2 separate regions of the Homo sapiens genome follow, and region 2 is linked to region 1. A link is a contact called in ENCODE Hi-C or POLR2A ChIA-PET data. All regions are on one chromosome and are shown on one strand. The core of a region is the stretch at or near the end of the contact, and the rest is flanking DNA. Distances in the headings are between cores, read along the strand shown. Region 1 holds the start of SRM (spermidine synthase). Region 2 overlaps PEX14 (peroxisomal biogenesis factor 14).

Region 1 (4,527 bases), core at 464-2,963:
AATCCCAGTACTTTGGGAGGACGAGGCTGGCGGATCACCTGTGGTCGCCAGGTCCGAGACCAGCCTGACCAACATGGAGAAACCCTGTCTCTACTAAAAATACAAAATTAGCCGGGCATGGTAGCGCATGTCTGTAATCCCAGCTACTCCGGAGGCTGAGGCAGAAGAACTACTTGAGCCCAGGAGGTGGAGGTTGCAGTGAGCCGAGATCGCACCATCACACTCCAGCCTGGGCAACAAGAGCGAAACTCTGTCTCAAAAAAAAAAAAAAAAAAAAAATCAGCTCAGTTTTAGTAAGAGCTCGCCACGCAGGTGCCCTCACCACCTGCCAGGCCCTCTGCCATCTGGTTTTCCTACTGAACCCTCCCCGACCAGGTGTTTTCCAGATGGAGAAACAGGCCCTACCTGCCTTGCTCGGGGGTGTGCAGCCATTTCAGGGCACAGCTGGCCGCTGGGAGAACCAGGACTCAAACCTGGCTCTACGCCGGCACTCACCTCGTCGATCTCACACTGGACCACGGACTCCACGGAGGGGTGCTTCACCACCTCCCGCAGGACACCTCCATCTCCGCCCCCGATGATCAGCACCTGGGAGGAGGGGGCAGTCAAGGCAGGGGCCCTGGCAGGACTGGGAGCCCCCAGGCCCCTGAAGCAGACCCCCTGACCCCTCGGACCCACGGGCCTCATCTTTTTCTACCCTCGGAAACGCTTTCGTGCCGGTGTCCCCTTTCCTGGAAGTTCCTTCCAGGGCTGCCCTAGGATTCCGAGGCCGCGTCAGTGTCGGCCCCCACCCCTCCGCGGGACGCCCCTGGCCTCGCTAGCACTTTCTCTGACAACCATGCAGGCAGCATCTGGGAAGAGCCCGGAGCACACCTGGGGCCGCCCCTCGTCCGGCACTGTTCCAGGGGACACTGGGGTACCTTTCGCGGGTTGGGGTGGCTGCAGAGAGGCAGGTTGGCGATCATCTCCTGGTAGGAGAACTCGTCTCTCTCCGTGCACTGGATGACACCGTCCAACACCAGCACGTTGCCATAGGTCTTACTGCGGGCGGAGTGACAGTCGGGGACCTGGGTTCTCTGGGGTGGGGAAAACGTACCCCAAGCCGCCCTGGGTGAGGAGGGTCTCCCCATCCCGCCTAGGGGTCCCAGGGATGAGGAGCGATGGTGACACGTGGCGAGGAACGGCAGGCGGGCCGCCGGGTGGAGGCCGGGGTGGGACCCGGGGTCTCCTCGGGCTCTGACGTGTCCTGAGGGCTGACACGTGGAGCGGGGCGCAGACTCCGACTCCCCCACCCAAGAGGCCAGCCCGCAGTCCCAGCCCCAGCCCAGGGAGGCGGTGTGAGGGGTGGCGAGGGGGCCAGGGCAGGACGAGGTCCAGCCCGCTTGGGTCCCGGCGTGGAGAGGCCCGTGAGGCGGGCAGCAGGCGGCCCGGGCTGAGCCTAGGGGGCAGGCGCCTGCGGGCAGCGGCGGTACCTGCGGAAGACGAGGATGTCCTGGTAGCGCGAGCGCCGGTGGTGGAGCAGCTGCTCCACCTGCAGTGACAGGGCCTGGCCGGGCCACAGGCTGCAGGTCTCGCGGAACCAGCCCTCGCGGATGGCGGCGGGGCCGGAGGCGGCGGGGCCGTCGGGGCCGGGCTCCATGGCGGGCGGGCGGGCGGCGCGGGGCGCGGGCCCGGGACTGCAGGCCGCGCGGCGCCGCAGCACAACGGGACCAGCTCCGCCCGCCGCCCGCGCCGCAACCTAACCCGGGCGCGGGGCGGGGCCTGCCGGCGGGGGCGGAGCCCGCGCTCGCCAATGGCAAAGCGGCCTCGCCTGGCGCTCATTGGCCACCGGCTCGCAGAGCGGCGCAGAGTGGCTGTGGCGCGCCGTCCGTCGGCGGCAGCAGGGTAGTGCGGCCCGCTCCAGGGGCCACGTGGGGCCCGGCCGGGGCCGGGCGGCCGGGTCGGGTTCCGGGGCGGGCTGGGCCGGCGGAAGGGGTCCGGGTCCTTCCTCCGCCCCAAGCAGCCGGGGCGGTGCACCACCGGCCCCCGCTTCCTTCTCGGGGTTGGGAGGCACCGAGGGCCTCGAGGGGCTGCGGGACTCGGGCTTGGTGTGGAGGGCAAGAGCGCTGCGACGTGCGGACTGGAGAGTCAGCCTTTGGGCTGGAGACACGGGAGCGGGTGGCTACAGTGGTTTACGTTGTTGCACGGGGCGAGTAGAACGTATCCTTCTTTGCGTCCAAAATCTGGTTCCTTGTTGGATTTGAACAGATTATGTGGCTCGTCGGGGCGAACCGAGGGTTTTTATTTACTTGGAAAGAATCATCACAGCCCGCGAATTCACAAGCTGGATTTAGCCATTTTCCCTTAGATTCTGCGCCATGAGCCTATAGGCTGTTGAATACGAGAGAAGTGCTTTTCTAAACGAGTTTCTAAATTTACCAGCAGTGTCCAGGAAGAGGCCCAGAACATACATATTCAGCACCAGAAAAGACTGGCACGCAATTTTTCTTGACAAACTGGGTCTTGCTCTTTGAAGGGTGGGTGGGAATGTGCTGTTTTTATGAGAATGTCAAAGAACTTCTCAGAATCACATTAAGCATGCTAATTACCAAATATTAAATGCTAATTGTTCCACACGCAGTTCGAATGCCAAGGAAGGAAGATGAAACTAGTATAAGCTACTCTTGACATTATGTCAGGGATGGTTTTGACACGTTTTGCAGCCTCCACCTGGAGGTGGGGAACGTTTCCTGTGTCGTCCCCAGAGCAGAGTAACAGCGTTGTTTATGGGTGAGAGCAAGCCTCAAGCCTAGGCAACAATGTGCCTTGCTTGCTTTTAAGCTCCTTCTAAAGGGGAGGTAAACCAAGACCGCTAAAGAATTGCTAGGTGCCTGGGCGTGATGGTTCACCCCGGTAATCCCAGCACTGTGGGAGGCGGAGGCGGAGGCGGGCGGATCACGAGGTCAAGAGATCAAGACGATCCTGGCCAACATGGTGAAACCCCGTCTGTACTAAAAATACAAAAATTAGCTGGGCATGGTAGTGCGCGCCTGCAGTCCCAGCTACTCGGGAGGCTGAGGCAGGAGAATCGCTTGAACCCGGGAGTTGGAGGTTGCAGTGAGCTGAGATTGCGCCACTGCACTCTAGCCTGGGCAACGATAGTGAAACTCCGTCTCAAAAAAAAAAAAAAAAAATTGCTAGGCAGCTGGGCACAGGGGCTCAGGCTGATAATACTAGAATTTTGGGAGGCCGAGGCAGGAGGACCGCTTGAGCCCAGGAGTTCGAGACCAGCCTGGGCAACATAGCAAGACTGTCTCTAAAAAATAAAAAACATTGCTAGGCAACAGCTTCCATGGACTTGTTCCAGGAACGAAGATTATTCTTGAAATGTCCACGTAGTGGATAAGACAGAGTCAATCAGTGTGTCCAGTGCTACAGGCTTGATTGGGTTCAATCCTGTACTTGGGTCAAGGTGTTTGCCTACATTGCCTGTACTTCCTCCAAGACATTTCTGCCTCTGGGTTGTAACTGCCCGTGTACTTGTCTGTGTTCCCTAAGCCAGATCATAAGCTCTGAAGCTGAGGATGGTGGCTGTAGATGGCAGTACTTGTCTGTGTTCCCTGAGCCAGATCATAAGCTCTGAAGCTGAGGATGGTGGCCGTAGATGACAGGCCTGGATGCAGCCAGGTGCCTTGTGGATCAGCTTGCTTTTAGGTGGTGAAGGACTGACCATAGACAGTGGCCCTGGCATTCCAGGACACTGCATGGGGGAAAGTGGAGGGCCAGGTCCATCCCATCCCCTCTATAAGCTGGACAAAGCTGCTCCAGCATGTGGGTCCTCACATGAAAAAGGCCACATTGACATCCTTTGTCCTCCTGTAGAGGGAGTGAAACTGAGAGGCCTCAGCCTCAAGCAGGCACAGAACTTGAGACCTCTCGGCCAGAGTGTACAGACATTGCACAAACCTTCCAAGTTCAGAGAAGACAAAAGCCCTGAGTAAATTACAGACAAAAAAGCCCCCAAATATACAGCACTGTGAATCCAGAAATGCCACCTGACTTCAGGTCACAAGGAAGAAAAACTGATTTTGCCAGAAGTAGCCATTATTGCACAGCCCAGTTATAATCACAACTGACGTTAAAGTCAGGCCAGATGACCACAGAAGTCTACAGAAAAAAACCAGGATTGGCCACGCGTGGTGGCTCACGCTTGTAATCCCAGCAGTTCGGGAGGCCAAAGCGGGTGGATCACCTGAGGTCAGGAGTTCAAGACCAGCCTGGCCAAGGTGGTGAAATTCCATCTCTACTAAAAATACAAAAACTAGCTGCCATTGTGGCGTGCACCTGTAATCCCAGCTACTTGGGAGGCTGAGGCATGAGAATTGCTTCAACCCAGGAGGCGGAGGTTGCAGTGAGCCACAGTCGCACCACTGCACTCCAGCCTAGGTGACAGAGCGAGACCCTGTCTCCAAGAAAGGAAAAAAAAAAAAACAAAAAAAAACACCCCCAACACCAAAAAACAAAACAAAACAAAACAAAAAAACAACC
Region 2 (4,322 bases), core at 320-2,819, 560 kb before region 1:
CACTTAGCAGCATACCTGCTTACTTTATTCTTTTGGAGATTTGTAAATTTCTTCAGAATCTGTCTCTACCTCTGCCTCTCCCTTTCTCTAAATTTTGGCCAGATCAGTCAAGGGTCGAAGGCGCCTGTGAGGGTGAGGTAGTGGCCCCAAGGAAGAGGAAACGGGCTAGAGCCAGGGCCTCGGCCACAGTGCTGCCTGCTCGCCTGGAGGTTGGTCTGCTTATATGCCAGCCTGTCACTAGCTTATTTCCAAGAAGGATTTAAGCCTGGGGCTTTCTTTACTATTGTGGGGTGGTGTCCTTAGTGGCAGGTGATGAATAGGAACCTGTGTAGTTTACTGGCTTCTGGGCTCCAGAAACTAGATGCCCAGAGAAAATCCTGAGCGTGGGCAGCTGGGGCCCCCTGGTGGTGGAATCTGGTTCTCCACTGCTGCGCGACTTTTCTTCCCAGTCCCCTGACGTTGGGGAGGTGGCAGAAAGAGGAGGTGTTGTGCTCTCTCTTCAGGCCTTTTCTCTGGACTCTACTCTTCCCGTGGATTTTGGGATGGTCCCCAGCCCTTGCTGCTCAGTAGGTGATCGTGGGCCTTCCTGAGCAGAACCAAGCCTTGTTCTTGGAGTGGTGTGACAAGTGAACCCAGAAACAGTCTTCATCTTCCCTGGTGAATTCAGACTCTTTGGGCTACTTTTTACAGGTAGTCCACTGCAAAATACTCTTGTGTCGTGAAAAACCAGTGAGAGATGTGAGAAAGAGGTGCCAGCGTGCATCGTTTGAGAACGGAACATCTTTGGTTTTTTGATGTCCATTGGGTGGCACTGTGATCTTATTTTTGTTTCCATTTTTCTCTGCAGCCAAGCTCTACTCCAGGAAGTGAAAATGTGCTGCCTCGAGAGCCGCTGGTAAGTACCCAAGATATGTGGTATCACTTTCTAGTAATTAAAATGCCACGCGAGTGAAAAGAAACCTTCTGTTCCTATGGTTCTGCGTCAGTAGTGTCCCTTTAAAAGTAGCTGTTACCTAGAGACTGCCTCTGTCAGTGACCTCTGACTTCTCTTCTCGCGTGTGGGGACGAGTGAGATCTCTCCTTAGTAAAGGCTGGTCCTTTCTAGGACTAAAAGCATCCACCCCAGATGGTCCTGCACCACTTTGTTTGTGGCTGATCAATAGTAATTAGTGAGATTCCTGCGCCCGTGGGAGGCTGAGGTGGAGTGAGGTGGCTGGGCTTCTAGATTGTTTGAAGTAGCCGCCCTCTGCTCTGCCCCTCAGGGTGCGAGCGCCTCAGTGGTCTTTAAAGAACAGGTAAGCGATGGAATTCTGGTTTTGCCTGGTCAGTAATTGTGTGATTGTCATTCCCAACGCTGTCTTCTTAGACTATGGATAGGGAAGAGGCCTATTAAGCACTGCAGGTAATTTTCTCTCCCAAGTGCTTTTCATTTGGTGGCCAGAGTCCCAGGCTGCCCACCCCATTTTCATTCTTTTTTGCTTTTCAGGGCCTGCTGTAAGTCCTCTTGGCTGGGTAGTAAGACTGGCTCTGTATAAACCAGATAAGTTTGATGGGAGAGCCAGCTCTAGGTTTAACTTTTCAGAGCTTTTTCTTCCTGCGTAGCGATAGCAGGCGTAGGGCTGTACTGCCAAGGCTTTGTTTCAGCAGGGCCTGTGGTTTCACCTGTTCTGCTTCACTCCCCTTCTGGCAGTCGCGGGAGGAGATGACGTGAGGGACTTAGCGGGTATGAACACGTCTGAATTCCAGTGTGTACGAAGGCTTTCCCAGGCTGAGGGCGAGTTGGATCCAGTTGAGCTGTCTGTAGAAAGGCCGAGGTGATACAAGCACTGCTGGGACTGTTTCAGGGGAGCAGTGTTGTCATTCATGTCACCTGCTGTTACGTCACCAGTTACGGGCTTATATCCCAGCACTCCCACGGTGGCCTCGTTTCACTCTTTTGGTATTGCCCAGTTCCTTCCTTGAGGTCATGGTGGTGGGAAAGCCCAGGAGGCCCCACCTTGCTAGTCTCTCCGGACGTCTGCCTGCTTCCCTGGGGCCTGCCTCAGTGCCCCTCAGGCCGAAGTTGTGGTTGTTTTAGACTGAAGTGCAGATTGAACACCATAGGCCGCTGCAGTCCTTTCCTTCCTCTCTCTTTTCAAATTTTGATGTACCCATTTAACTGGTCATCGGAGGAGTGGCCAGTCCATCTTTTGGGGCTTGATTCGACAAGCTCTTTGGGAGCCCTGAGCAGTTGGCCAGCTCACTGATTTCTGGTATTTGGAGCCCTGCAGACCCCTTGCTCTGCTAGTGTTTCTGTGCCCTGCTCTTCCTGCTGTACTGTGCATCTGCTTGTTGGTTGGTTGTATTTTTATTTCTTTCTTTTCTGGGAGGCCCTGAGCAGTCTTCAAACCCTAGTAGCCTGTGATCGTCCAGAGTTCAGACTCATTCTCTCCAGGCCAACTCCACAATTACCTTATATTTAATTAATATTTTTTCTCCTCTTTACGTACTTGCTGCATAATTGCTCAGAGGAAAGAAAACACATAGCGGCAATTTATATATATATATAAAATAATAATTAAAAAAACCCCCGAAATAAACTCCCATCTCATTTGGGCTGATCCTATGAGTTGGGTAATTAGGGCCCTATTAAAAGGTAGACCCTTTCTCCTTCCCCCACTTTTTTGTTTATTAAATTTTTTATATTAAACTCCCACAGTCTCTCAGTCATGCCCTTATTGCTTTTGGCCAAGCATTTGCAGCAGCCTGATTAAACGGGGGCACCAGCTGAGTCGCGTGGTCTTGTGTGAACTGCTTCTTCCTCCTGGGAGTGGTGTTGGGAGGGTGTCAGGCAGAGGAGCCCGCTGAGGACTCGTGTGGCAGGGCGGGGGCACAAGATGGGCAGCCCCCTTGCACAGAAAGCCCCACAGCTCAGTGTGGTGGTGTTGCGGTTTGTGAAAACACACAGCAGTCAGCCCTTCCACAGGGAGGGAGCTTTCTCAGGCCATGTGTATTTGCTGTCTCCTGCATGCTCAGCTTAGCTCAGCTCAGGCCTGAGGATGGGGAACAGACAATTGAGGAATAAAACTAAACCTTGTTCTTGAGTAATTCACGTGTTTTACTTTGGGAAGAAAAGGCATTTATACATATGAAATAAGAGCAAACTGCACACGACTGTATGTAATTTTAGCAAATAGCACAACATTGTGTATCATTTGGTGCAGAGCTGCCTGGTTGGGCGTAGAAGAGAGCCCCAAGTTATTCAGAGCAGGAAGAGCTCTGCGGAGGGCGAGGGCCACTTAGGGATGGCTTTTGGGAAACTTGAAGCCAGGCCTTGAGGAATGGGATATTTCAGTGTTGGGGGAACACACTGCTAAGTTGTTTTGTTTTTGTGTTTATTATTGTTAATTTTTTCATTTAAGCTTCGGGAAATACATATTCTTTTTGTTTTTAACTGAATGCATATTTTTCATACAATTCCTTAATGGAAGTTGCCTGGTCTCTACACTAAAGGCAAATAATCTTATTCTTTGTCCCAGACTAGATGATCACTTTGAAATAATTTTTCCCCTTATTAAAAAAGTAAGTTACTGGCCAGGTGCAGTGGCTCATGCCTATCATCCCAGCACTTTGGGAGGCCAAGGTCGGGGGATCACTTGAGGCCAGGAGTTTGAGACCAGCCTGCACAAAATAGAGAGACCCCATCTCTATTATAAATTTTAACATTAGCCGGGCTTGGTGCCTCATGCCTATACTCTCAGCTGCTCAGGAGGCAGAAGCCAGAGGATTGCTTGAGCTCAGGAGTTTGAGGCTGCAGTGAGCTATGATCAGGCCACTGCACTCCAGCCTGAGCAACAGAGCAAGGCCCTGTCTCTAAAACAAAACAAAACAAAACAAAACAAAACAAAACAAAAGAATGAAAATAAAAGTAAATTACGACAGAAGAAGTTCTATTTAGTAGTCAGTGCGGTGCAGGTGACATTGTGATGTAGTCAATATGTGCATGATTGTTTTGTTTTATTTGCTAGGCAAAGAAGACTTGATTTTCAGTTCTGTCCTCTCTGAATCATAAAAACTGTCTCGAGATTTTGTGGTGAGAAGTGTAATCTTGTAGTCTCTAAACGACACATTCGTGTTTGTAGCCAAATCCTGGCCTTGATTCTAGCAAAGTAGTGAGGCTGCGTGTTTCCTTTTCTTGCCCGTTCAATCCTGCCTCGATCCTGGCCTCCAAATCAAACCAACCCAGCAACATTGACCGTCTCAGAGGAGTATTGCTCTCTAATATCATGTCATTAGGGCTAGAGATTGGTGAACAGACCAGTCTTGAGAAATTCTGCAAACTC

What was found. A loop is a pair of places that touch in the nucleus more often than their neighbours do. ChIA-PET counts read pairs that join two places held with the same protein, here RNA polymerase II (POLR2A). Pooled maps may share reads with other maps.
Region 2: a loop to region 1 is called in a pooled map, with 15 times the contacts of the local background. The contact joins the enhancer-like site here to the promoter of SRM in region 1. A Hi-C loop is called at or near these places in 9 of 50 pooled maps. POLR2A ChIA-PET finds 5 or more read pairs at or near these places in 6 of 52 experiments (A673, K562, MCF 10A and 2 more).

The regions. Positions count from the first base shown.
Region 1 is chr1:11,058,305-11,062,831 of GRCh38, forward strand. It overlaps SRM (spermidine synthase), which reads right to left and starts at 1,714. Exons shown (of 8, transcript NM_003132.3): 1 at 1,473-1,714; 2 at 921-1,041; 3 at 496-588. The coding sequence starts at 1,639. RefSeq lists silencers at 1,234-1,423, 1,634-2,163.
Region 2 is chr1:10,494,427-10,498,748 of GRCh38, forward strand. PEX14 (peroxisomal biogenesis factor 14) reads left to right here. Exons shown (of 9, transcript NM_004565.3): 2 at 848-895. Among named protein-coding and RNA genes, the nearest start is that of PEX14, 22 kb to the left of the region's middle. RefSeq lists a silencer at 246-540 and an enhancer at 1,003-1,062. Within about 2 kb of position 1,570, at least 20 of the 41 ENCODE cell types and tissues checked have a DNase peak (open chromatin) inside an H3K27ac peak, as active enhancers do; they include A673, where a contact is called at or near this core.